2 separate regions of the Mus musculus genome follow, and region 1 is linked to region 2. The links are chromatin loops, found by intact Hi-C in ENCODE. Cell type or tissue: heart. All regions are shown on one strand. Each heading gives the region's core, and the rest is flanking DNA. Links, peaks and the distances in the headings are about the cores only. Region 1 overlaps Lpin2 (lipin 2). Region 2 overlaps Dlgap1 (DLG associated protein 1).

Region 1 (2,918 bases), core at 208-2,707, 460 kb before region 2:
ATTGCCATAGAAGCACTGGATTCAGACAACTGATAATGTGTCTAGCTGTACGTGGTTCTAGAGATTCAAACTCGGGTGCTGTGCTTTCAGGATGAACATTTTTCTCACTGAGTCACTGCCCCCAGCCCAAGAACCTCTGATTCTAAGTTAACTACTATTTGTGAAACAAGAACATTCAGGTGTAGAAAAATTTTCAATTATTCCTCAGACAAAGTAGTTAAAATATGCTTTATCAGTCAGGGTTTTCTAAAGGAACAAAATTTATAGAATGAATCTATATATCTATATATATCTATATATATATCTATATATATATCTATATCTATATCTATATCTATATATCTATATATATATATGAAGAGGATTTATTATAATGGCTTACAGGTTATGCTCCAGGTAATACAACAAAGGCTATTTACCAACAAAAGGCTAAGAGTCCAGTAGCTGTTCAGTCCACAAGGCTGGATGGCTCAGATGGTCTTCAGTATATGCCAGAATTCCAGAGAAGTAGACTCTAAAGCCATCAAAGGAGGGAGAGGCAGGTAGAAAGAATAAGCTTTCTTCTTCCAAGTCCTTACATTATAGACTGCCAGCAGAAGGTGTGGCCCACATTAAAAGTGGATGTTCTCACCTCCAAAAGTCTGGATTATGGGTGGGTCTTCCCTCATAAGAAGATCCGGATTAAAAGTGGGTCTGGCTACTTCAGATAACTTCATTAAGAAAAACCATCCCTCATTGCTATACCCAGCTGCTTGGGTTTTAGTTAATTCTAGATGTAGTCAAGGTTGACAACCAAGAAAAGCCACCACATGCATGTAGTAAAGCCAAAAGCTCAGTCTGGCTTTACTACATACATGACAACAGTCCTTAAAGTAGCACAGGATGTACACACATGCACATCTATCCCTCCAAGATCTGAATATGGAAATACAATGTCCACTAACCAAATACTTCCTCTTACAGGCCAGGAACCATGCCATCCTCTAACTCTGCTCCCTGCACTCTAGAAAGACTGCAACATTAGAACATTTGGAACATAAGCTGGCTTTCTCTCTTTGCAGACTTCTATCTAAGTTTTTAAACATAGATTCAATTTGCCCAAGAGAATTGGTGGTTAGCATCAGTCAGATTGCCTCATACCATGCCCTGTGATGCACAAAGAAACAGCTGGAGAACAGCAGAGCAGTGAGGTGTGTGTGTGGGGGGGGGGGTGTCAGCGGCCAGACCACAGGAATGCTGATTGGCTTTCTAGCTTTTTTTTTTTTTTTTTTTTTTTTTGGTTTTTCAAGAGAGGGTTTCTCTGTGGCCCTGGCTGTCCTGGAACTCACTCGATAGACCAGGCTGGCCTCGAACTCAGAAATTCACCTGCCTCTGCCTCCCAAGTGCTGGGATTAAAGGTGTGTGCCACCACGCCCGGCCTGGCTTTCTAACTTTTGATATATTTTTAAGTCTGGATTTTCCAGTCTTAGCATACTTCATTTGGGGTCAGATAAATCTTTGGGAATAAAAAGACACTCAGCGTCCCTGGCCTTCAACCACTAGATGTCAGCAGCACCCTCTCTTAAACTGTAACAATTAAAAACAAAACAAAACAAAACAAAACAAAACAAAAATTCTGTTTACTTTTGAAAGTCTGCTGGCAGCAAACCTGCCCCCAGGTGGTAATCACCATCATTCTTCATTTGTGTATTTAGTTAGTCCTCTTTGTTTTGATGGTTGGTTAGGTCTGAGACAGGTTTTCATTTTTCAGCCTTGGCAAAATTCACTAGGTAGCCTACCTAGGCTGGCCTCAAACTAATGATGTTCCTTCCGGTCTACCCAGTGCTGGGTTTACAGCTATAAGCCCTCATGAGCAACACAAGAACCACCAAGTTACACGAATGGCATTTCCCTTATTTGTGACTGACGGGTTTGCTAGGTTCTTAGAAATGTTGGCAGTGGGCCAGCAGGTCCGTAAGCTGCGTCTAACATCATACATAGCGCTCTCACTTGCTATGATAAGAACCTGCAGCACATAACCATTCTTAGTTTCAGCTTGACCTGGGGCAGGAACACCTATCAGGTAGGACTGTGGTTAGGACTCCATGAGGTGGTGCCCAAAAACTACTTAAAGACAAAAACTATGCCACGCACAGTCCATGCTTAATCAGTAACTGTCAGTTGGGTCACTGCCACGAAGGTGGTCACTATTTAGAGAGGGACACAGGAAAATACAAATGACTCCATCTAAATTCTCACTGCCATCAACAGTGCTTTAAGTCTTTTTAGCCTTGCGAATCCTTTTCCCTTTCTGAGGAGCTCAACCAACTGAATGCCACTCTTCAGTCCATTGCTCAACAAGTTAGGTCTAATTCACAGTCTAGCTACAATCAGGCAGGACAAGACAGAAATGGGTCAGAAGAGCCTACAGCCATATGAAACAGCTGTAAAGGTGAAGCTAACAGCCTGAGCTCTCCCAGGCCTGTGCTCAGGCAGGTAGGAGCACTTCCCCACGGTGTGCAACACTTTCTAATTACACTCACATCTCTGCAAAATCACACATGAAGGCTATGTGTGAGTCACCTCTTAAGGCCCTGATAATCAACATATCACCACCTAGCACATTATCAGTTCCTCTTTCCTACCCATGAATTCTTTCTTATTTATTTTTATTATTTTTAACAGGTACTTGTGGAGGCCAGAGGCATTTGGGTTCCTCTACAGATGGAGTTACAGGTCTTTGTAAGCCATATCTGTCATGAATACTGGGAACCCAATGTGGCTCTGAAAAGGGAGCCATCTAGCTTCTAAGAGTGCTCTTTCAATAGTCACAACACTCATAAGCCAAAAACTTAGTTCATTTCTCTTATATACATGACTCATCATCAGATAGTGCAGTGAGTAACTTTTTAAACTATTTGTAAAACCTTAATCTACCA
Region 2 (2,918 bases), core at 102-2,601:
CCCCAGAAGAGGGCATTGGATCCCATGACAGATGGTTGTGAGCCATCGTGTGGTTTCTGGGAATTGAACTCAGGACCTCTGGAAGAGCAGTCAGTGCTGCTCTTAACCGCTGAGCCATCTCTCCAGCCCACACACTCACTTCCAGCACACACATGAGGTCATTCCTCCAGCCCAGCTTGAATCACACAGACACTGATTAGAATGTTGGCACTAACTAGCTGCATCAAGTCAGCTGGGTAATCAGAGGCGCATGGGCTCTCAACTGCCCGATGTCAGTGTTGAAGGTGCTGCCCTGATGGAATCTTGAGGTTTAAACAAAGACCGTGTACAGGAAAGGCTAACACCACATAAGAAGCCACAGTTACGAGTCTTCTTGTTTATATCTGCTGACATCAGTCCTTATTTCCCAAGCTTTGTTTGCATTCATGATCCCTATAGATGCATACTTTCATATACATAAGGAACCTCTCTCTCTCTCTCTTCCCCTCCCTTTATCTTTTCTGTGATGCTGAGCTCCGAAAACCTTGCACATGCTGGGCAAATGCTCTACTACGGAGGAGTCACACCTCCCAACCCTAGAGACTCTTCTGTTCACACATCCATGAAGAAACTCAGTATTTTTTTGTTTTGTTTTTGTTTTTTTGAGACAGGGTTTCTCTTTGTAGCCCTGGCTGTCCTGGAACTCACTCTGTAGACCAGGCTGGCCTTGCCTGCCTCTGCTGGGAGCGCCACCACGCCCGGCGAAGAAACTCAGTATTAGCAGCACCTAAAATACATCAGGGCTGGCAATGCAGTCTATATGCTTGCTTAGCATGCGAAAGGCCCCGGTCTCCATTCTATCACGTGAAGAAAAATAGGGTTGAGGTGGCTTCCACCTTCTGCAGCTTTCTCAGTAAGGTGGGGTGGCGCTGGACCCGACTGAGTGATGGATGGGTCTCCTCACTGCTTCCAATCCTCTGACGACCCTTGGGTGGTACCTTTCCTCTCTCCACCCCAGCTGGGCCTCCACATCACCCTGACAGCTGCTGCTGCCACATTCCAGGGCTCCAGCAGCGGAAGTAAGGCAGGCTGAGCAGTCTTTCTGGGTGAGTGACAGGGTTTGAAATGAGATTAACCGAATGCCAGGGTTGGGGAAAACAGCTTTTCCCTGAGTCACCTCTGTCCCACCTTCCTCATGACACACAACTGTTGGTCTGAGTGGTAGGGCGTCAGCTTTGGGCCGCGAGACAGTGGGCTCTTGTGCTATGCGAGCCAGCCTATACCGGCTGTGAGTCCTTGACTCGGGGTGGGGATGGGGGGTGGGGGGTGGTTCAGCCTGGCATGTGTATCTTTATACGAGTCACTCGGCTTCTCTGCCCCCTAGTGGCGGACGAGGGTCACTCCAGCTTCCCTGTTGCTGTTGCAGGGTTTTTCCTCAACCACCACGTGACAAGGACAGCATTCCAGGAAACCGGAAGGGCTGGGCTGGCCTCTGGGATTTCAAAGTTGACTGCTCTGCCCACCTGGCAGGTTCTATCCTGCTGCGTCATATTTCCTGAGCTATAAGGCCATTTTTGCAGGATACTCACCATCCACCTCTCACGGGCTACCTCCTCTGTTCTACAAGCCCATCCATTTTTCCCTGAAGAACTTTTACGCCTTAGGCGTCATCTCATCCACAGTTAGAGATCAGAGGGGACTAACAGGTATAAAGGAGTTTTCCTGCACGTTTCCGATTCCTCTAACTCAGTGGTTCCCAACATGTGTGTCGAGATCCCTTTGGGGTTAGAATAAGAAGTAGGAAAACAGATGTTTACATCATGATTCATCACAGTAGCAAATTCACAGTTACAAAGTAGCAACAGAAATAATCTTTGGGTTGGGAGCCACAGCAACACGAGGAACTGTTTTAAAGGGTGGACGCTTTACGAAGATTGAGGGTCACTACCTTAACTAGAGGGAGAGATGGGTCACCTCACCCCAGGTTACCTCAGGAGAAAAAGAATTCAACTACTAAGAAACATAAATTCCCTCCCACACATGTAGCTTTCCCCGCACCCCGTGCCCCCTTCCTGTTCTAAAAGCCAAAACAAATGGTCCTCGGGGATGCTCACAGAAGGAAACTCCACCTACCACTCACAGCACAAAAGGGAAAACCAGCCAGGAGCCTCTGGCTGTGAAGTGTGGGCAAAGCGCCTCTGCTCCCCCTGCTGAGACCATGAGGTAATGTCTGTGGGAAGTCCCAGTTCTCATCCCTGTCTCCCGAGCAGAGAGCTCCATACCCTGCTGCTTAGTTGTACAGCACCCCATTATCACATGCTCATCCAATTTATGACTACTAACGTCTCTTCAGGCTGGGCATCATAGCTCCTGCCTGTAATATCACCATTTAAGAAGCTGAGCAGGAGGATCAAAATAAGTTCATGGTTATATAGTGTGTTCTGAGCCTGTCTGTTCTCTCTCTCTCTAATATACATATATATGTATATATATAAACACACATATGTATAAACATATATTGTACAAGGAGCTACCATGCTCCACCAATTTGCTCTTGTGCAGCTGAGTGGCGTTTTCTTTTGCAGTGTCTACCATTGGTTGGTGGGTATGTGCTTGTGAGTGTGTTGGGTGGAGTGGCTGGGGAATGGTGGAAAGAAGTGGTGTTCCAGCTGAGGCACTTGGCCCAGGTGACGCTCACTGCTTCCTGTGCGCCAGCTTCTTCAGGACAGCGACCTTCAACGATCTGCTCTCTGCTCCACGGAGAAGCAAAGCCTCCAAGTCAGTCATTGCCGACAGAGACAAACTGTGTTCCAGGCGATTAGGTTTGGTTAAGCCTTCGCAGTAGAAAGTGTCTGGCTTTAAGCTCGTTATGGTAGAGGCTTCTAATATTTATTAGGGACACTAGGTAGGTTTGCATTGGGATAGAACAGTGGTTCTCA

Evidence for each region. Peaks named below come from ENCODE experiments on the same cell type or tissue, not always from the same donor. Only the 100,000 strongest peaks of a DNase experiment are listed, where the experiment ranks them.
Region 1: it touches region 2 in a loop (2.7-fold over the local background); 2 of 42 quality-filtered maps call a loop at or near these places.

The regions. Positions count from the first base shown.
Region 1 is chr17:71,194,871-71,197,788 of GRCm38, reverse strand. The region is part of intron 1 of Lpin2 (lipin 2); the gene reads right to left. Among named protein-coding and RNA genes, the nearest start is that of Lpin2, 13 kb to the right of the region's middle. In heart, for the core only: a CTCF peak has its summit at 1,548 (motif pointing right); no DNase peak of the experiment used is centred there; H3K4me3 peaks cover 459 bases.
Region 2 is chr17:70,736,854-70,739,771 of GRCm38, reverse strand. The region is part of intron 6 of Dlgap1 (DLG associated protein 1); the gene reads right to left. Among named protein-coding and RNA genes, the nearest start is that of Gm36746, 21 kb to the right of the region's middle. In heart, for the core only: CTCF peaks have their summits at 1,378 (motif pointing left) and 2,188; DNase peaks (open chromatin) are centred at 171, 1,111, 1,471 and 2,071; H3K4me3 peaks cover 1,489 bases; H3K27ac peaks cover 2,107 bases.